Linked DNA regions of Mus musculus: region 2 is linked to region 1. Evidence: chromatin loops called from intact Hi-C (ENCODE). Cell type or tissue: heart. All regions are shown on one strand. Each heading gives the region's core, and the rest is flanking DNA. Links, peaks and the distances in the headings are about the cores only.

Evidence for each region. Hi-C counts contacts between places; a loop is a spot of excess contacts. Peaks named below come from ENCODE experiments on the same cell type or tissue, not always from the same donor. Only the 100,000 strongest peaks of a DNase experiment are listed, where the experiment ranks them.
Region 2: it touches region 1 in a loop (7-fold over the local background); 9 of 42 quality-filtered maps call a loop at or near these places.

Annotation. Positions count from the first base shown.
Region 1 is chr1:163,990,020-164,001,075 of GRCm38, forward strand. It overlaps BC055324 (cDNA sequence BC055324), which reads right to left and starts at 4,777. Exons shown (of 24, transcript NM_201364.2): 1 at 4,591-4,777; 2 at 701-740. The coding sequence starts at 4,701. Mettl18 (methyltransferase like 18) reads left to right here and starts at 4,870. Exons shown (of 2, transcript NM_027279.3): 1 at 4,870-5,052; 2 at 5,895-7,224. The coding sequence starts at 6,093. The coding sequence ends at 7,181. In heart, for the core only: a CTCF peak has its summit at 4,837; a DNase peak (open chromatin) is centred at 4,822; H3K4me3 peaks cover 2,399 bases; H3K27ac peaks cover 1,379 bases.
Region 2 is chr1:163,925,220-163,936,275 of GRCm38, forward strand. Scyl3 (SCY1-like 3 (S. cerevisiae)) reads left to right here and starts at 4,546. Exons shown (of 14, transcript NM_028776.5): 1 at 4,546-4,967; 2 at 8,260-8,474; 3 at 9,413-9,598. The coding sequence starts at 8,310. In heart, for the core only: no CTCF peak of the experiment used is centred there; DNase peaks (open chromatin) are centred at 4,522 and 4,762; H3K4me3 peaks cover 2,260 bases; H3K27ac peaks cover 1,423 bases.

The sequences.
Region 1 (11,056 bases), core at 1,384-9,383:
ATGGGTGTGGATATACCTACTCAACAGGATCTACCACAATTAAAATACATTTTTTTAAATGTATTTAAAAGTTTCTAAGATGGTAAAAATTCCAACTTTAACAATTATATAAACAGGCATACACAATGACTCATAGCTGGGCACCAGAAATATAAGAAATGAAATGACAGTTCCATCATAACTTTTCTCTGAAAGTTCCTTTGTCTGTGTACATGTTTGTGTGTGTGAGTGCAGACACACATATGCCATAGCATACTGAGACATCAGAAAACAGTCAAGATTTCTTATAAGGAAGTCTTATGAAAACAGATGAAGATGAGAGTAACCACTTCCCAAATGATACATTTGTCATCATCTAGATCTAGAGTCCAGACACTGAGTTTCTTCTAACATGGGAATGGTTTCTAAATGGCATTAAACATGTTAAGAGGCCAAACGTTATAACAGGCTGACATGGTATAACAATACCCAATCTTGGTCCCAGCACAGCATAACACTAAAATTTTTATTGTGCTTATACATCATCAAAAATGGAATTTAAAACTTAAAAACACTATGATTGGAAGGAACTGGCTCATTTTATGTAACAGGAAGTTACTGAAGTTACAATAAAGAAAAGGTTAAATCTGAAGGTAATATAAACCTGTAAAGTCTACTGGCATTCATATACTTATCACATATACAACATAATCTTACTTACGGATATGTTCAATCCAACTTTCAGAACATTGATACATAGAGTAAAATATAAATTAAGGAATAAATTTAAAAAGAGTGCTTAAAATTTGCTGATAAACCCTAAGAGACTGAAATTATGCCCAAATCCCTGGCTTTCTTTTACCTTTGAAAACTTAACATTTATCAAGTGAACAAAGATTTTGTGAAAATATTTTAAGGATATTAACCCTAATTACTTACGGTTAAGGAACTTTCCAACTCAGTGTAGTCATGAAGCACATATGACTGATGGAAGAAAGCACTGAATAATCCCAAGTTTCAGTTTCAGAAACTCTCCTTCACACTTCTACTTGTATCTCCATTAACTAACATATTACTTACACACCTATCTTACCAACCTTACCCAGTGAAAATCTTCTGCATAGAGGAGCTTGAAGTTGTTACAACTAGATATCCAATAGAAGAGGTAATGATAGACACAGTACAAATTACACTTGTGTATCACTGAGAATTTTTAGAAATATTTTATTGTAAAAGTAGTAAGAACCCTTGTACAATGTCAAGAAAATGGGTACTCATAAACATCACAAAATTCTCTCTTCTGAACTTTCACTCTGCATATTTTATAAGTGCAATCAAATGCAATGAAGTAACCCAATTATTTTTTTCTGTTCAGAAGGGTAGAATCTGTCAACAGGACCAATTCCAGTTTAAATTCAGAAAGTTTGCTACTCCACAATTACATTATAAGCCTGAAAATATTCAGGCTGGGCAATATATAAGAAGAAAAGCATGAAACTAATTTTAAGTGATAAGATTGTGATCTACTTCACTTTTCTTCCATTTGTTGTACATAATGAAAGTAAATACTACTATACTGAAAACTACTTATTTGAGACACCTAGGCATTTTTGTGTGGGGAGGTGGGCACTGTGAGAACAACCTGCAGCAATCCTACCTTGTGGGTATCAGGGATTGAACTCAGGTTATCAGGCTTGGCAGCAAAGCGCCTTGACCCACTGAGTCACCTTGGTAACAACACCTAGGCATTTTTATTGAATACATATGTGCCAGTAACTATTCTCAGTGGTAAGGATAAAAGCAAGTTCCTGCTTCTGTACTTAGCAGTGCAATTAAGAAAAAAAGTGGATAGGCAAATAAGTTCTTTTAAGGATCAAATGGTCTCCAGGAAACTGTAAGCAGCACCATAAATGTAATAGTGTGCTGGTCAGTCTTAGGTCAAATTGACATGAGCTGGTCATTTGGAAGAAGGGACTCTTGAGTAAATGCCTCCATAACGTTTGCCTAAAGGCAAGTCTATAGTGCATTCCCCGATCCTTAGTGAAAATAATCTTTTCTAAAACAATATATCCTGATTACAGTTTCCCCTCCCTCTGCTCCTCCTAGTTCCTCCCCAGCACCCCTCCCATCAGGATCCTCCCTTTCTGTCTCTATTAGAAAATATCAAGCTTCTCAGAGATAAGAAAACACAAAATAAATTACAGTAAGATTTTAAAAAAATCAAATTTGGACAAGGCGAGCCAACAGAAGAAAAAGAGCCCAAGAGAAAGCATAATACTCCGACCCACTTGTTCACATACTCTGGCGTCCTATCAAAATACTAAGCTGAAAGCTGGAATACATGCACAAGAGAATTTGGTGTGGTTCTTGTGTATGCCGTGCTTGCTGCTTCAGTCTCTGAGTTCGTGTGGGCTTTGCTCACTTGATTTGAAGTGGATTTTCTTGATGACTGATGTGAAAGTGCCTAGCTCACTTTGAGCAGTATTCACTGGGCTGGTGGCGTTGGGTGCTAAGAAAGCAGACTGAGGAGCAAGCCAGTAAGCAGTCCTCCTCCACAGGCCGAGGAGGAAGCCAGTAAGCAGGCCTCCTCCACAGACTGAGGAGCAAGCAGTCCTCCTCCACAGACTGAGGAGTAAGCAGTCCTCCTCCATAGACTGAGGAGAAAGCAGTCCTTCTCCACAGGTCTCTGCTTTGCTTGAGTTCCTGTCCTCACTTCCTTTGATAATGGACTGTGATATGGAACTTCACTCAAGCTGAAATAAAGCTTTTTCTCCCCAAGATGATTTTGATCATAGTGTTTTAACAAAGCAATCAAAACCTTAAAAAAAAAAAAAAAAGTTAAAGGTTTCAAGGACTGCTTAAGATTGAGAAAAAGGAGCCGGGTGTGGTGGCACACGCCTTTAATCCCAGCACTTGGGAGTCAGAGGCAGGCGGATTTCTGAGTTCGAGGGCAGCCTGGTCTACAGAGTGAGTTCCAGGACAGCCAGGGCTACACAGAGAAACCCTGTCTTGAAAAAACAAAACAAACAAACAAACAAAAAAAGATTGATAAAAAGGTTCCTGTAAGAAAGTAACTCTGAGGAAGCCCAGAATGAGATGTTGAAAAGACTGGAGAACAAGCTGGGCTGAGAACAAAGACCCTGAAGTAGGTCAGCCTGATGATTGGTGGACTGAATGTAAGGACATTATGTATGAAGGACAGGCCAGGTTCAAACTATAGGGAACCTTGGAGACAAGTTCAGACTGTGTTTTTAAAATTAAGCCACATATAAAAGAGGGAGGTTTGGAGTTGTTTGTTTGTTTGTTTGCTTGTTTTTACTCTAAACTTTGTTAAGAATGTATTATAGAAGAACTATGTAGAAAATAAAAAAAATATTCCTAGTACAGGTTGTAAAGATTAGAATCACAGTGGGGGACAGGTAGATTCATGGAGTAATTTAGAATCAGAAATCATAATTAGCTGGTTGCAAAAAGAGTGTTCAAGGTTTACTTACAGAAGAAAACCTGGAAATGAGATTTGCGTTTTCAGTAGGTAGCAAGGTAAGGTAGAAATGGTACTCTAAATGTAGTGTGGTACCTGTAATACTGAGGGGAGGGTAAATAACAGATATCTTCATTCCCTCTAAGCCTAGCAGTCTGAGACACACATTACATAAATAAACATCTTTTGAGTAGGAAAACAGTTGTTTCCAGGAGGAAATTCCATAAAAACAACCCTTCTCGTTGACACACAAAAATTCCAGCACTGCAAACTCAGGATTACTGCAAACCCAAGACCAGTCTGTTTTGTATAGCTAGTATCAGGCCAGTCAGGACTACCATCTAAAAAGCAAAATAATTCCATATCCACACACGGAGTACTTTAAAAACGGTCATCAGCACCACGTTGGATTTTGCTAATGTCTAAGGAATGACTTCAGTGTGAGAGAACTTAAGTTATACTATGAAACATCATTCGTGCAAGGTTTGAACTTTCACTAAATGTAATGGTATTTTCAGTTTTTGGAGGGGTGTGTGTGTGTCTGTTTCTGTGTGTGTAATTTTAAATAGAAGGTATGATCAAAATCATAAAATTAAAATCACCTTTTACATGAAGGGAGTCGACTTCCAATTACAAACACAAAAGCATTACATAATTATTCTTTGCACCTAACTCCACACAATTACAACTCGATTAAAGCCAATACCTGAAGCACCGCCTTGTAACTTAAAAGGGAAACGGGTTCGAAAGGGGAAAAGCATTTTTGTTTACAGACCATCCTTTGAAGATGTGGTACCACGGAAGAACTACAACTACATCCTTCAGCTCTCACGCTTCATCCAGATACTGAGCACCAGCGCGGGCATCTCCCACACTTAGGCAAGTGCGACCGACCGGGCAAACTTAGGAACAGAGAACTAAACTTAAGGCATGAGAGCACTCATCATTTTCAAACGCTCCAGTCGCAATCGTCCGACAATGCTAGGCGCGCCTAGCCCCTCAACCCACGGTTGTCCTCGTTCCCTTAACCATCACCTCGCAAAACAAAACAGAGTTCGAATCCCAGGCTGCCCGCGTCAGGGCGGAGCAGGCTCGCGACACACCCCCCGCTCAGCGCCCTCCAAGGATATGAGGAGCCGGGGCAGCACCGAAGGCAGCTCCCGACGGCACATCTCCTCCGACCAGCTGCTGAGTTCCTCCAGCACGACCCCGCTCGCCACCTCCGCATCGTCCTGCGACATTCTTTCGCCACCCCCGAGAGACGAACGAATCCGCACGACTCCCGCCACAGCTTGGAACGCCGTCCCAGCAGGCTTTGAGAGAGCTCCGCCCCCACCAAACCATAGAGAGGAGCACTCTCGCCCCCAAGCGTCGGGGCCCTCTCTAGCTATTGGAGGACTCATCTCGTTGGTGTTCGCCGTAGGCTGAAGGCGAGTTTCTCCGGTAGTTTGTTCGCCCTGGCGTCTGACTTTCCAATGCTGAGACCAGAAGTCCTCAGGTTTGCTATCCTCAGTCCGGGGGGACTTTGAGACGACGCGTAGTTTCAAGGGTGACCTGGGCTGAGGCCAGGAATGACTCTACTCCCCTGTGAGGTGCGTTCGAGAATAGGAATGATTTTACTGGCGTGCGTGCTTCCGTTCCTACGGCTCCTGCCAAGTGAACGGAGATCCCACCGTCCAGAAATGTGCAAATTAAAACGGGTGTTATGGTCTGGCATATTGCCGGAAATGTTTCTATACAATCGATTATACTTTCCACAGTCCTAGTCTTTATTCATCCCTCCAGTCACATAAGGTGTAGAACTACGTACACATAAATGTACCGTTTGGATGAGTTTGCACACACCAGATCACACACACCTGTGTGTGTTTGAAAATGGATACCCTACTTACCCAAATAAAACCTTAAACTGTTTTTGCGAGGCAGAGATGAAGGAACAAACCTGGATGCCACTGTGAACAAAGAGAAAATAATTACTGTAGATGCGTCAGAAATTTAGGAAGATGAAGGTGAAGATGCCTGAGCACAAGGCAACTAAAAGACCAGGCAGGAAGCTGGGCATGGTGGCGCACGCCTTTAATCCCAGCACTCGGGAGACAGAGGCAGGTGGATTTCTGAGTTCGAGGCCAGCCTGGTCTACAAAGTGAGTTCCAGAACAGCCAGGGCTATAGAGAAACCCTGTCTCGAAAAACCAAAAAAAAAAAAAAAAAAAAAAAGACCAGGCAGCAGGTAGCTAGGCTGTCCTGTCTACAAATCTTGGGGTTTATTGTTCTGGTGAAGGTGGTAGCTGCTATAGCTATTCTTTTGTTTGTCTTTATGTTTTATCTTCTACTTTTGAATACTTAAGGCATCTGTGCATTTTGCTAAATCGCATACACACAGCCTTTTTTTGTTTTTGTTTTTAAACATTTTCTTTTCCCCCTTCCCTTTCCAGGGCTGAACTGAAAAAGGATCAAAGGCGTCTAAAACGTCTTTGGAGCCCCCTCTGAATACATCTGATGGTGTATACGCAGCTAACAGACATTGGGCGCAACAGAACTAATCGACTGTGTGATCGGTTATGCCATTAAATTCTTTCTAGAAGCTGAAGCATCATCCTTTGGTAAAAAAACGGTGTGCATAGAAAAAGAGGATGGCCTTTCAATTCAATTTCAGCATAGAAGAAGATCTGGAAAATAAATTAACATCCCTCGATGATGGAACTTGTGTCTTAGAAAGTCAGAAAGGAAAGCAGGACAAAAGGCAATCTACAGAACGTCCGGGCTTGCCTCGGGATCACTCTTGGAAATGCTCCTCACTGGGAAATGCAGCTTCCTCTGAAGACACTGGCAGCCCACCCCCTATTGCTGACAGGTCAGATGACCCAGAAGCTTGTAAACACCAGCCCTCCTGGAAACCTGCTAAAGAACATGTGATGCCTAAAGATGTGAATCACGTCTTAGAAAATACGGTTTTGGAAATGTTGCCAGGTCCCCAGCATGCTAACACAGCAGTAGTGAAAACCGTCTCTTTGAAAGAGAAATTCCCTGGAGAAAACATCGTTTCAAAGAGCTTTTCTTCTCATTCTGATCTGATCCCAGGTGTTTATGAAGGAGGCTTGAAAATCTGGGAATGCACCTTTGACCTCTTGACTTACTTCACAAAAGCCAAAGTGAAATTTGCTGGGCAGAAAGTGTTAGACCTTGGCTGTGGGTCTGGGCTGCTTGGGATAACTGCATCCAAAGGAGGGGCTAGGGAAGTTCATTTTCAAGATTACAACGGTTTGGTGATCGATGAGGTGACCTTACCTAATGTAGTTGCTAATGTCCCTTTGCAAGATGACAGCAATGGCAAAAATGAGCCAGATGGGAAAAGACAAAGGAAGTCAGAAGTAGGCCGAGAAATCTGTAAATGTCGCTTGTTCTCTGGGGAGTGGGCTGAGTTTTGCAAGCTTGTATTACGTGAAAAACTGTTTGTGAAATATGACCTCATTCTCACTTCAGAAACCATTTATAATCCGGATTATTACAGCACTTTGCATGAAACATTCCTCAGGCTATTAAGTAGGAGTGGCCGGGTGCTTCTGGCCAGCAAAGCACATTATTTTGGTGTTGGTGGTGGCGTTCATCTCTTCCAGAAGTTTGTAGAAGAAAAGGGTGTATTTGAGACTCGAACACTTGAAGTAATTGATGAAGGTCTAAAGAGATTTCTAATGGAGATGACTTTTAAGCACCCCAGTTAATATGCACCGAATGGCGTAATGAAATAAAAAGAATACCCCAGAATTTGTGACTGTTCAATTTCTTTTTTATTGTTATTCTGAAATTACGGTTTGGTGTTTTTTTTTTTTAATTTACTTATTGAAATAATAAGCAAAGTATAGAAGTAGTAGCCTCATGTTTTCTATGTAAAACTACAAGTTTCCTTGAGAATTTAATGAGCTCTTGAATCACTTTGTGTAAAAGTTCTTTCTCCATCCTCATTCTATTTGATCTTTCTACAATCTCTAACACTCCATAAACATGTTCCGAGGGAATACTCCCATTTCTTGACAAGTTTATGAATCTCTCTGCAGCCTTTGTTAGTTCCTTGTCTCCCTGAAGTGCCTGGCTAGATCGATACAGACTTTGATACGGACTTGGATCCCTGAATAATACTGACCTCAAGCGTCTGGTCCAAGGCCTGTGTTAACTCAGAAGATGTTTATTGATTTGCGTATGTCAAAGTGTTAGCATACTAGGCAGTTGGATTTGCATTAAGAAAAACAAACATGAATCTGTTACAGAGTGTGAAAGTGGCTGGGGATGCAGCTCTGTGGTAGAGCATTTGCTAGCGTGCAGGAGAACCTAGGTCCCAACCCAAAAGTTCAACAACAACTACAAGTGTATAGGTGGTAATGGGAGGAACAATACTTGAAGTTAATCTCTCACCACTGTAAGCCAAGTATGAGACCCTGGGACCTTGATTAGAGGAAAAGTAGGGAAGGATGACTTCAGATTCTGGGCTATAAGATCCTCAAGAAAGAAAGCGGGGATGGAAATGTACTGCTTTGGTTGACTCTGGTACAAATATCTTCATATCTCTTCCAAAATTGAGATCTACTGTGTTGGGAAAAATCTTTTTGTGTGAAGGTGTTTCTGATTGTTTTAATAAAGAACTGAATGGCCCAGAGCTAGGCAGGAGAGGATAGGCTTGACTTCTGGCAGAGAAAGGAACTCTGGGAAAGAATCAGGTGTGAGGCATTCTCCAGCCATCCATGAAGGAACAAACAGATGTTCACACTGATGAAAGGTAATGGGCCACATGGCAGAGCCTTGTGGCAGAGTGTAGATTAGTATAAACAGGTTAATTTAAGTTACACGATCTAGTTGGGAACAAACCAACTAAGACCACACTTTCATCAATAAGTCTCTATATCATTACTTGGGAGCAGGTGCCTCACTCAGAGCCAGTCTGGTGATGTGATACTGGTGTGTTATCTAAACTTTTTCTTTCTTGGAGGACCCTAAATCACACTATATCTTGGACTTAATGTGATATTTATTGGAACCCTGATGACATGTCATTTTTGTATAGTATTTTACTTAATTATAGTCTTGTATGTCACCCCCTATTTAATAATGCTTTGTTATTCCCAGTTGTGAAAGCTAATGTGTCCTCAGCATTTATTTATACACAGCTAATAAAAGTTACATAATATTATTATTTAATACTTATAACCTCAATAATGACCCTCACTTTATAGGTAAGTTGAGACTGTTAAATAGTCCTACTCAAACTTTCTACCTTAAATCATAATGTTTTATTTATTTTGTGTGTAGGATTAGGTCTTGCTAATAGCACAGACTAGCAATCAACTGACTTGCACAATCTGTCCTTTAATTCCCAGCAGTCCTCCTGCCTCGTCGCTCCTTAGTGTTGGGTTTATAGGCAAGGGCTATAAGTAACCTGTCTTTGAACCAAATTCTCCAGTCCTGAAAGCTTTTCAGTTTTCAGCATGTAGATAGATCAACCTATTAGGGCCTATTTTGATTGTAAATCTTGATACTCTTATTCAGTAATGACAGTTAAACATACATCCTTATAAATCACATGTATGTATATGTAATCATTTCTGTTTTTCCAATTGTTTTATTGCTGGGGGCCTTCCTCAGCACAGAGAGGATAAAGAGGGTTCTTGCTGACAGGGTGTCCCTGCAGGGGAGATGAGGGGTTGGAAGGGGAGAGAGTGAGTCAGGAGATGGTTGGGGGAATTTCACACCTCTGACTTGCCACCAATCAGGCTACTTCTGTAGCTCTGACTCCCCACCAGGCAGTTTCTGCTGCTCTGACTGACTAGCAGCCTGGTGCTTCTTTATTTTTCAAGCTTCACAGAACAAAACAGCCTAATGATTATCCAAGTGGTACAGAATATGTGTTTGACTTTTCATTATGTGTTCAGGGTTACAAGTTCAGTCATAATTAAAAAACAAACAGAATGAATTCTTGTTGTTACCCTATAGCTCAAATCTAAAGAATGTCTCCTCCAAAGCAAACAGATCATATTATGACAGCCTGCTTTTAGGCTGGCAGTGCTTGTTGGTTTTTTTGGGTTTTCGAGACAGGATTTCTCTGTGTAGCCCTGGCTGTCCTGAAGCTCACTTTGTAGACCAGGCTGGCCTCGAACTCAGAAATCCGCCTGCCTCTGCCTCCCGAGTGCTGGGATTAAAGGTGTGTGCTACCACGACCTGCTGTAATGCTTATTGTATGAAAGCATTTCAAAGACAAACAGAAAATATCTGAATTATGAATAGCAAATCCTAATACCTAACTTCTTTTACTATATGTACCATCATCTTCACTATAAAGTAGGAAAACTTTATTTTAGTTGGTCTATCTTATTTACTGAATTTTATTCCTTCAAAAGTATACCCTCTATGCCCGTCCTATCTTTAAACTACATTTTTAAGAGACCGCTAAGCCTATAATAATAAAAAGAGACCTTAAATCTGTAACCTATTTTTTTTTCTGGCCAGTCAGAGTCTGTCAATTGTCTCGGTTTGCCCTGCATCAGTTATATTGTTTGAGTTAGCTCAGGGGCAGAAACCCCAAGAAGATTCCTGGAGTAATGGCTTCATCTAACTGTGCTTAATGATCTCTATGGCATAAGGAAGCCTTCCAAGTAGTGGCCGAAGAGAGTTAACTTTAGGATTTTTCCTAAAAATACTCAGACATAATTTTTCTCAGGAAAAGACATAAATTGAATCATAATGCAGAAAGTCCCCAAGGATGCAACACACCAAAAGTTAGACCAAAAGTTAGAGACAGAAAGACAGAAAAGCGGAAGTTGCCACAATCCCCTCAGCTTTGGTGAAACTTCGTCAGCCAGCTGTGCCTGTGACTCTCGCTGTTTCCAGTGGATTTGGCTGTGCCATTTTATAAAGAAAGTAAATCAAATACTTTGACTCTCATCAGATAAATCCACAGGTGTAAAGACACAGAAGACGTATCGTGTGTCAAATGCTTGAACAAACATACTGTTGTCAAAATTGCCACAACTAACAATTCCAGTACACACATAAGCACACACACACAGAGGGAGAGACACAGACACACACACACACACACACACACACACACACACACACACACACACACACATTCAAGCACGCATACACATATATACACACACAGGGAGAGACACAGACATACATGTACTAGCTAACAGAACAAAGTCTGTTTTCTAAGCCTTGGCTGAGTTGGCTAATGGTGGAGTTACAAAGTACTAGATGTCCCTTGATAGCCAGTATTAAAGTTTTTGAGACAAATAGGTTACCTCAATTCTCCAGGTAAGTTAGACTCTTGGTGAGGGGTCATCCATGAAGCCTTTCTAGAAGCAACAGATGCTCGGCACATAATTTGAGCCCATAGAGAGAGGCCTCAAGAAAACCATGATAAGGAAAGTGAGATTGAGTGCTGGACCTAGATTAATGCAACCATTAAAGATTATGCTGGGGGTAGCAGCCCAAAGGACTTTTACCCAAGACAGCCCAAGACAGTTGGCTACAAAAAAGATTCGAGGTAGGAATTTTGATTACAAATCCATTCCAAGAGAAGGATGCCTAGAAAGATTTATTA
Region 2 (11,056 bases), core at 1,353-9,352, 65 kb before region 1:
TACAGGGTCCAGTCATTTTGGCAAGTATATCACAGGGTGTTGCCATGACCCCAAAGTTTAGGTTAAAACCCCTTTTGTCTTGTTTAATCTCAGTCTGGATTAAGGGTTCAGTGCCCTTCATCCCATACCCCTCAAAACACACACACACACACACACACAACTGTGGTGGTGTATAGAGGTGTATAGAGGCCTTGCTATTTTCACAAACTCTGTCATCCAGAGGCAGCAATATCCTGCTGCACCTACCTCTCAAATCTCAAACTCTCAAACCTCTTTCTTAGTCTTTGGAGCTGAGATCTGAAGTTCAAACCTACTCTGAGACAGGCTCCTTGCCTCCCCTTGGCTGGTGGGATCTTCTATAAAGCTAGGCTTTCTTAGCCAACATTTTGTAACCAACGATCTGTAACTCTTACGGCAGTCCCTTTTATAATTCATTTCCCAGGAAACCTCTGGTAGAAGAGCAGGAAGTCTGTACTTAGTGTCTTTAAATCCTGGGGCAACCTAGTGCAGGTATATTGCCCACTGTAACCTTTTAAGTGGGTCTATCCACTTAAAAGCAAAGATGGGTTGACTCATCTCTGACAGTGGGAGGTTGAGGGATGCATCTTTCAGTGTACAACTGTCTCTCTAAAATCGTGAGATTCTGAGACCCCAGATTTCTGCACGGGCAGGAGAATGACTGGCAGGGTACCGGGATGCCTGTCTCTTCAAGCCAGACAATATGGACTGCAATTTCCCTTGTTGTTTCCAGGGTCACTGGGTATTGTTTATGCTGGACAGAGGTAGCTGAACTCGTTAGTTGAACAACTATATGAGCTTGGTCCTGGCGTGGGGCTGGGGTTGGTTTCTTCTGACAGAGCACGAGACATACAATTTTTGCTGGGTATTTGTAAGTCTAACTACATCTCATCATAAGAGAAGGTGACAGTGGCTTTCAGGTCATGCAAAAGGTCCTGTCACAATCGGTTCTCTATTGTTAAAAACACTTTGACCAACCTACAGCAACTGGAACCTGCTAATACTTTTAAAAAAGAAAAGAAAAAGGAAAAAACCTTTATAATTTTTTCTAATATCTGGGGCCAACTGGGTGACAAAGGAAATGTTTAATCTTTTAAAAAAAGTGCCTAGTGAGATTCATTTAATGTCTTCCTGGTCAGTGTTAGGCAGAAACAAAAGTCCACTTTGTCCAGGCTGTGTGGTCTCCAGCAATCCACTGCCCAGTACAGAGGAAGTTTTGTTCATTTTAAAATTTTTATTTATTTATTTGCAGAATAGTGCATTTTTTGGATCACTGATTAAAAATGCAACACAAATCATAAAAGAGGAAGGAGAGAAACTTTCTCTTTTCCTTTGGGCTCAGCCCAGGGGGGACATTTCTTCCTCCCTGGGGCTGTTTAGAGCAGGCCACAGAGAGGAAATGCTTACCTGGGAGAGAACTATTTCCTGCATTCTGCTTAGAGGACAGGGGGCACTGGACGAGAGGCCTGTCCCCTCCCACATCCACACAGGAACCAACCCTGACTGTGAGCAGAAGTGTAGCAAAGCAACTAGCAAGGCCCCTTGCTCCTAAAGCGGGCAGGTGGACTCTAGTTAGTTAGTTAGTTAGTTAGTTAGTTAGTTGGTTGGTTATAACTAAATCAATCTATATTATTTAACTAAAAAAATCTATATCAAATAATTCTATATTGAGTCCAAAATAAAGTTAGTTAGTTAGTTAGTTAGTTAGTTAGTTAGTTGTGGGGCCTTTAAATTTGGTTTGGTTTTTGACTTTTGGTTTTGTTTTGTTTGTCTGTCTGTTTGTTTGTCTGTCTGTCTGGGTAACCTGGCAGAGTCAAAAGGATTTGGGTCCTTAATGGAATGGGGTACAGGTCTTAAGCCTGGGTTACAGGTTCTTACACCAGAGAAAGCCACTAGTGAATACAGAGAAATAGAACTGACAGAAACACGTAGACACAGACACACAAAGACACATAAGAGAGAGAGAGACAGACAGACAGACAGACAGACAGACAGACAAAGACAGAAAAGACAACAAGGGGTAGCCACCACATTTATATACCTGAACAGACAAAAGGATCCAGTCACAAATCACATGGACACTGGATCAGCAGACATGTCGACCTCTCCTGTGTGTCCAAACAGAATGTGCCATGACCAGACTTATCTCCGGAGGTCATAGACCAAGGCAACCTGCTTCCTTTCCCGGTAGAGGTGTGAGACCCCTCCAAAACCTTAGGCAGTGAGTGATCAAAGGCAGCTCTGGGAAGCTGGAGCATCTCCACTTGTGTCCCCCTAGGGGCCCCTTGACAGCCCAACTCTTCCTTGATCCAAGGGTCTCTGAGACACCTCCTCATCCCACCACCCCGGTATCTTGAAGTGTGGTCTCTGGGATCTTTTGAGGTATCCAGAAATATTGTGGAGTATTCTCCAAAAAGACTGCTCAGACATGGGTTTAAGCCAACAGAAAGGTGTTTGTTTTTTTTTTTTTGTTTTTTTTGTTTTTTTTAGACAGCCAACAACTACACTGGATGTTCAGGATGCCTATGCAGCCCTGAGCCTTTCTCAGGGTGAGCTTTTAAGCAGAAAAACCATGTTCTGTTAACAAGAACAGTTAGCCAGAAGCAGAGCTACAGAAGCTAAAAAGCAAGGTTAGTTCATTTAGAGACTTTCCCAGAACAAGGGACTTTGGTGGATTAGGCCTTTGTTTTAGTTTTGGCACGTGGTGCTGCCTACATGCTGAGTTTTACAGCCTGGATGGTACTTCCATCATGGGGTCAGTTGTACTAAGGTCTGAGGCCATTTGACAAGACCTAGACTACTCAACACATCTATTATTTTCTCTTCACTTAAACTCTGAGGTGATTGGTGTACACTTGGAGGCTAAGAAGCATTTCACGCTTGGATTGGCATTGGGAGGATTTAAATCAGAAACCCATACTTAGAGACAGATACTACAGATAATGCCCTTCCCATATCTAATGCAGATTAATGGTGTTTTTAAGGATGTTAAAAAGTGAATTTTCATTGCCAAAATGAGTAACTTCAAAATAGGTCAAATAGGCTGAAAGGCATAAGAATCTAGTGAGCCCAAAATCTTCACAAAGGCTCATATGCAAATAATCTGTAATCTTGTGGGGAGGGGCATTAGGAGATGGCTCAGTCAGTAAGGTGCTTGGAACCTCAGTCTGATCATTAGAATCCAAGTTCTTATGCCTGGAAGCCCAGCACTGGGGAAGCAAAGGCAGGTGGATTCTGGGGCTCCCTGGACAGAGAGCCTGGCTTAATCAGTGAACTGCAAGCCAGGGGCAGAGCTTACTTATCTCCAGCCCGTGTCCATGTGCCACCTGAGCAATATCACCTGTCACCCAACTCCAGGCGGGGTAACTGAATCTGTGTGTGCCTGTACAATACTGGTCCTTTTTCCTACAGAATCAAATGTCCGCTGGACAGAATGACTGACATACCCTATTGAGGGTAAGATGTGTAAGTTAACCCGTGGCCTCAAAAATATCTGGAATCTTAATGCAGAGATGTAAGAGATGGTTTATTTAGAAACCTGAGTGACACCAGGATAAATGAAGTGAGTAGATGGTAGAAGTATTGAGTGTGTCCCTTCCAATCATGTCTTACACATGCAGCAGGGAACTGTCTTCTAGTGTTAATTTTAGAGGAGTAGGTGACCATCGTGTTTGAGAAAACAGGCTACATGCTACCCAGGATCCCATCCACAGCTGGACTAGGATTAGTGATCAAAGAATGGATGAGAATGCGAGCAAGCACCCAGAGCGAACGATACAGCATAGATGTGAGTCAGGAATGCATCATCCTCCCAGTGGATTTCTTGCCCTGGTTGAAGTGGCTCAATTCTACTCCTCCAGGAAAAGAAAGGCACAAAATAAATTGATCAAGACAATCCTGGTCTCATTCTGACTTGCCTTACAGGACGTGGTAGCTGATGTTACTTTATCTACATTCTTTACCAGGAAGGCAGAGGCTGGCTGCGACCTCCCACACGCAAATGGGTTGATCATTTAGTCTTCGGTTATTGTAACGAAGGTGAACTTTCGAAGAGAACAAGAAGTCAGCGGATATTGGAGCTGGTAATTCTATCACAGGTGTAGTCTTCTCTTCCTCCGTTCCTTTCCCACACACCCCCCCCCCATCCTTATTTCCCCTCTCCTCCCTTCCCCTTTTCTCCTCTTCACTTTCTTCCCTCCTGTCCGGTCCTCTCCGGTCTTGCGTGACATTCCTTCTAATTGTACTATTTCGCTGAATTATGATTCCAGGTTTTCCATCTGAAACCTTAAGCCTTAATTAAGTCTCAAGCGTTAATCGCCATGATTTCTGACTTCACTAAATACATACATACATACATACATACATACATACATACATACATACATACATACATACATACATATCTTCTCTGACAGCAGGCCAATCCTGGTGGCCAGGATGCTGAGGGGGCAGTCACAACCGGAAAAGTTCTGGCTCAGCCCCAAACTCCTCTCCTCCTCCTCCCCGCCCCCTTACTTGTCTGAAGCCAGAGGTGGCCATTTTGGATTCGGGCGGAAATGAACTCAAAAGCGGCTGGTTAAAAACCCAAACATGAAAACCGGGATGCCCCTGCAGTCGGGCTGAAGACACACGCAGAGAGGCTTCCCTGCCGCCAGAGCCGGCTGCCGGGAACAGGCGTGCGGCGCAGGCTCCCCTGGCGCCCACACCTACCCGGGCCCGCGCCCTCGCAGCACCTGTGCGGCCGCTCTAGCTCGGTTCCGGGTTCGCGCCTCGGTGGTGGCGTCGGAGGAACTGAAGGCCCGGCTGTTGAGCCGCTTCCGGGCCCTCGGAGAGCCGCCGGAGCCGGGTCCTCGGGGGTGTCTGTGGGTGGAGGAGCCGGGGTCTGAGCGTCGGAGCCAGCCGCGGGCCAAGAGGGAGCGGAGCCGCCAGCCTCCTCCCGCCGCCCGCAGGTAACCGGGAGCCGTGCGGCCTGGACGGCGGGGCGGGAAGCGAGCCGGGGCGGCCGGTTGAGCGCTGCCCCGGGGAGTTCGGGGTGCCCCTGTGCCTGGCGTCTCGGGTGAGCCCCGCCGGCCGAGGCCGGTGGAGGGCCGAGAGACCGGGCCTGGAGTCCAGCGGGAAGGCCGCGCGGTGCAGGGTCCCCGACGAGCGTCCACACTCAGCCCCCGGGCTTCACGTGTAGAAAAGACAACAACATCTCCCAAGGTCGCTTTTGCTGAGTTCTGGGATCGCTGCTGCTGCTGGGTTGGGGGACATGTGTGTGCTCTGAGCTGATGTCACACCTCGGAGTACTTTTAGTCCACAGAGACTACATGTTTTGCTTGTCAGCTAGCACAATGCGGTTGAGTTCCTGACAGGGAACATACGTGGCCGAGACAGGGCCGCTGGTAAGATTTGTCACCCAGTATCTAAGTGCCAACGAGTACATATCCTTAGGACTCTCGGGCAAGTCATAACCTTTGGCTCTTTGAAGCGAAGGGAACTAGAACCGAAGAGAGTCTCTACTGTCGGGAGAACTAAGGGACATACTTCCCCCAGAGCACACGTGGTATGTGGTTGAATACCTAGGCAAGGTGCTGCTCCCAAACCAAATGGAACCCTTCAGAAGCTTCGCCTGAAGCCAAAGAAATGAGAAGGATGGAAGACATAGATAGATTAAAGTGTACAGTCACATCCTAGACTGTCAACTCGACGTTTCATTATAGAAAGTATAAGTGGTATAGTCAGTAAAAATGCCATATTAGAATATCCTTTTCTACCTTCGTGTGACTTTCAAAGCTACCTGGCACTATTTCATAGTCCCCTTCTTACTTCCCAAACCAAGAAAAAATCCGTGGAGTTGGGAGTGTTCCTTATGTCTTGCATTTCCATAAGCTCCTTTCAGCTCCGTCCTGAGGGTTGTAAAACACTGCTGGTGCCAGCGGTCCTGCCTCTTAGATACAGGCGTGGGGAGAACCAGAGTGACCGCCTTGTGTGTTCTCAAATCCAGTCCTCGGCGCCCTTTCCCTGCTGTGTTGGGCGCGGGGCTCTGTACAGGGCATCCTATTCGCTTCGGTAGAAACTGAGCCTTGCCTTTTTAAAGGTGCTCTTCCTTAGGGTCATAGGCGACTTATCACTGTGAAAAATGACTGGTTTTGGTAGCTTCCTAGTATTTTTGCAAATCTAAAGGTATTATGTTCGTATTTATAACATTGAGTTAGGGTTAATAGATAATCTAAGGGCCAATATTCCAACAAGGATTTGGCCTGCTATTGGAAATCAGTAAGCTAAATGCCCATTGCCCCTGCCTTTTGCCAGCGTGGCTCATGAATCTCAGTGACCGCAGTATCCCTTCAGGACTAACGAAATTAAACTGGTTTTTCTGCCAAGAAGATACTCACCTGCTGTGGTTTTCCTTTATTGTTTAATTTTGAAAACTTTTATTTTGTAGTGAACCAAAAATGCAGGCTAGGTCCACATACTTTTCAAATGAACCCTTCCCTAACTCATACCTCTCTTCTCACTGGTGTTTGAAGCAGGGGTCAGAGTAGAAGTGTCCGTTGGTCTCAGGGAGTGTAGGCCCACTCAAGCCACACCAGGGAAGCCGCAAGCACCTAGAGGCTTAGTCAGTGAGGCAGTGGAAAAACTGGATTGGAAGCCAGCTGCTCGTCCTGCAGGCACTAGGCAGGGCCAAGATGGAGGATGCCTGTGTGTCTCTATAAAGCAGCCATTCCCCCAGCTTGTGCCTACCATTATCTCACTGACCACTCACTTCCTTGGTGCCTACCACGTGTTTGCTTCCATGGGGCCCCAGCTCCACCTCCTGGTGACCCCAGCTTCAGATGTGCTACTAGTGATAAAGAAAAACATCAGATCCATAGAGGAGACAGTGGTCCGCCCCTTCATTCTGGTTGTGGATACTAAAGATCCGGCTGTGACTCGACTGCTCTTTGGCCAGGAGGCAGGAAGAAGGCCCTCGCCGCCCAGGGACCACTGCATCCATGATCAGAGCTTCTTTCTCTGGCTGCATGCATTGCTTTTCTCTTGTCCCAGTAAAATATGGCTGGTCCTTGTCATTCCTTTTTTTATATGATTTTTTTTTTTGGAATTAAACTTAATCATATCATTTTCCCCCCTTTCTCTGTCATCCCTCCAGCCCTTCCCGTGCATCCTCCTTGCCATTGTTCTCTCAAATTCATCGTCTTTTTCTTGTTGCATGTGTGTGTGCTCCTAAATACAGAAGTACATCTTGCTCTGTGTGTGTGTGTGCAAGCAAGCAAGCAAGTGTGATCTTAATGTTGAGCACATGGTATTGACTAACCAGCTGGGAGCCCTTCCCTCTGGAGGAAAACATCTCTGATTCTCAGCATTCCCTGGGTCCCTGTAGTTCTTTGGCTATGAGTGAGGTTGTGTGAGATTTCACTCTTTCAAGTTAGCTTGTCCATTGGTGTCCTTGTTGTTTGGGTCTTACTTAGGCGACCGTGTTAACAAGATGGTCTGAATCTCTGACTTTATTAGCACAAGAAAAGTCTCTTACTTTTCCTAGGAAATAGAGTCTCACAACAAACGTCCTGTCCCTCTGGCTTTTGCAAGCTGATCCCAGAGTCTCAAGTGCAGAAATCGCGCTCCAGGTCTGTGTGTTGGGACTGAACGCCGCAGTCTCCTGTTCTCTGCATTTTGGCCTGTCACAGTGGGTCTTGAGAGACAAACTGAGCTCAGTGCATTTGATAATCTTCCGAGATTTTGAAAAAGCCAGTATTCTATAGCTTCTCGCCCTCACATCTTCTCATTCTCTCGATAGTAACGTGTATGCATCTATACACACTTTAAACTCAGTGATAGGCATGGATTTTAGCAGCATTACATAGATTATATCTGTGGCTTTTCTTCCAAGTACAAGGAAAATTAAAGTTGAGAGATTTGTGTCATAATTATGGCGTTTGTATTTATCTAAAGGCTACTTACCTTTAACTGAAGAAGTTTATAAACTTTATAGATATTTGTGTACGATTGGGTTTGGGGGAGGAACTGCACGTGACTGTTTGGTAAAATACAGTTTCTCTGAAGTTGTTAGCTGTTAAGTAACACGCATTCCTGATAACTTGCTGCTCGTTGCCCATTTGTACTCTCAGATGCAGTTGTGGGCACTGCAGGAGTGAGTGGGTACCTGTTAGTGGTCACATTGAGGAAACCTGGATTAGCCAGCCTGGCTAATATTGCAGATCGAGATTTAATGTCTCAGTTCCTTTTCTTCTTTGTTTGTAGAGCTGTTTGGATTTGAGGAGGAGCTGCAGAACTGCCTCACGGCAACAGGGATGGGATCAGAGAACAGCGCTTTAAAGAGCTACACACTGAGGGAGTCTCCTTTTACCTTACCATCTGGACTTGCTGTTTATCCCGCCATATTGCAAGATGGGAAATGTGCTTCCGTGTTTGTATATAAGCGAGAAAATGAAGACAAGGTTAACAAGGCTGCCAAGGTACTGTGCTGCAGTTGTCTTAATAGCATCTTTATTACAGCCACATGCAGAAGTATTTTATGATTTGGTGTTATAAAAACAGTTGTCCTGTCTCCAGCATACTTTCACTATAGCCAAAGACCCTCATAGAACTCAGTGTAATGGATTTTAATCATGAGAAAGGTAGGCAGGTGATTTCATATGTCTACTCTAAGAATGTTTATCCTGCCTCTGATTCTTGATGAGAGACCTTACAGGATCATTGACTTCTGGGGGCGGGGGGGTCGAGCTCCATTTTGGCTCCACTAAGAAAGTCCTTGGCCCCTTAAAGTCACTGCTGCATTTGGTTGAGATTATTAGTGCAGTCAGTTTGCTATTTGGTTCCATGTCAGGGGATATTGACAGCTTAGAAGAAAATGACTTGAGCTGATGATATGTCTCAGTCATAGTATTCAAGTAACACGGTTAAGCACGCGATCCATCCTCAGCATACACACATCAAAAAACAAACAAACAAAAAAAGCCACAGAAAACATATGACCCCATCTTGTAATAGTATTCAGTAAATGAGCCAATTTTTTTTAAAGCAAGGCCATGTCTTGGTAGTTCCTTGGATAACCTACTTTGCATATTATCTAAATCACATCTTCAAAAAGTTTCTAGAGAGAAAACTATAGTTGAGTGCATGAATGAATTCTTCGGTGTTTACTGTAGTGGGAACAGGAAGTTTTCAGTGTTAGCTAATGGCTGTTTTGATTGAATCATGGTCTGCATCACTATGAGCTCCTTTAGAAAAGTCAGTAGGTGTAGACCATATCTTGTTCTTGAAGTCTGGGGGAACACAGGGAGGTTGAACAGACCCTCAGGGAAAGCGTGGCTTTCATCACAGTGTGTGTGAAGCTGTAATTAATCCGGTTTGAGACATTAACTTCATCAACTCTTCTATTTGTGTTTTAAAGCACTTAAAGACACTCCGTCACCCTTGCTTGCTAAGATTTTTATCTTGTACTGTGGAAGCAGATGGCATTCACCTCGTCACTGAGAGAGTGCAGCCTCTGGAAGTGGCCTTGGAAACCCTGTCTCCTGCAGAAGTCTGTGCTGGAATCTATGACATACTGCTGGCTCTTATCTTCCTTCATGACAGAGTGAGTGATGTGTGTCTCCCTTCATTGATGGGGACTGAGGCCACCATCTGGGTGGTGGCACTTGGGTAACACTGAGAGGAATAGAAAGCAAGCAGAAGGAACAAGAGATGCCACAGATAGTTTGTGGGATCAGCAACTAGTTCTCTGTCCCTGAGCAGTTCCTTACATAATTTTATTTCAGCTAGCTGTCATATACTTCTTGTTTTAGGTAAGCCTTTGTCTAACTACAGCTACAGCCAATATTTGTTAAGAGAAAGCTTTGGCAGTAATGTTGCTATAAACCAAAGTTCCTGCTTGTTTTCAGAGGTTCTACTCCATTTTAGCTTTCAAAGGAAGAAATAACCATTCCTTAGGAAGAAACGGTGTTTGCATTTGAGTGGGTGAAGCCCATGGAGAGACAGCCCATAACAAGGACGTGCAGCTTTTGTGCTTGGCTCTGGTGATTTCTGGGGTTGGTCCTGCTTCTCTTTACTTAGTTTGTTGTCGGTGTTTCTGAGCTGTTGTTTTCTGGTGCTTACATCGGAAGCATTAGGTCTTCAGCAGTCACTGTTATACACACTGGCACCAGGCTCATCTTAACATCTTACAGCTGTTTCTACAATGGGAGATTGGCTTTCTTTGGAAAGAAATTTAGAATTTCTTAGAATTTCAAAGTTTATTGACGTTTGCATGGCAACTAGAATTATTAGTAATGCTTCATTGGGGAGGATAACTCTAATATATATAATAGAAAAGCAACAAGATGAGAGGAGCAGGTTAAATAGGTCCCATCCTTGGGTCTGACTCTTCTTCTAGAGGCAACTGTGGGGTACTCAGTGGATCATTCCACTGCATATCAAGCAAATGTTTGTATGTTTATTCTCTCTCATTCTCCTGAATGGACACATCTTATACATACTCTGAGAGTTTTCTGTATAAAATTGCAAGCCCATTGGATCACGTGAGTAGCATAGTTAGTGTACTTTTTATTTACTGAATGATTCCTGGTTTGAAACGGAAACGTAGCTAGTCACCTGTGCCCGTTCTCTCCCGTCTTCATACTTACTTGGCTGTACTATGGTTTGCTTTATGATTTTAGACTTGATTGTTCTGTGGGAAGTTTCTGGAGGTTCTTATCATTCCATCTTTCTCTTCTGACGGGTTTTCGTTATTGCCTCCTGACTAGCAAACTTTCCATTGAAGTGGATCTGGGTGCCTGATAGAATCTAGGCCAGAGGGACTTTAGGAGAGAGCGTGGCATCGTCTTCGGGAGCCGAGATATTTTGGTGTAAGGTATTGGAAGCTAGTCGTCCAGGCTTTGAAGACTTGTGTGTGTTTAAGGACACGTGTGGCTCCTGATCCCTAAGAAACGGGACTGACCGCATCTATGCATTGGCTCCCATGTCTTCCTTGACCTGCCTGCTGTTCGAAGCTCCCTGTTGTCTGCCTTTCCCGTTTTAACCACATCTGGTTTGTTCT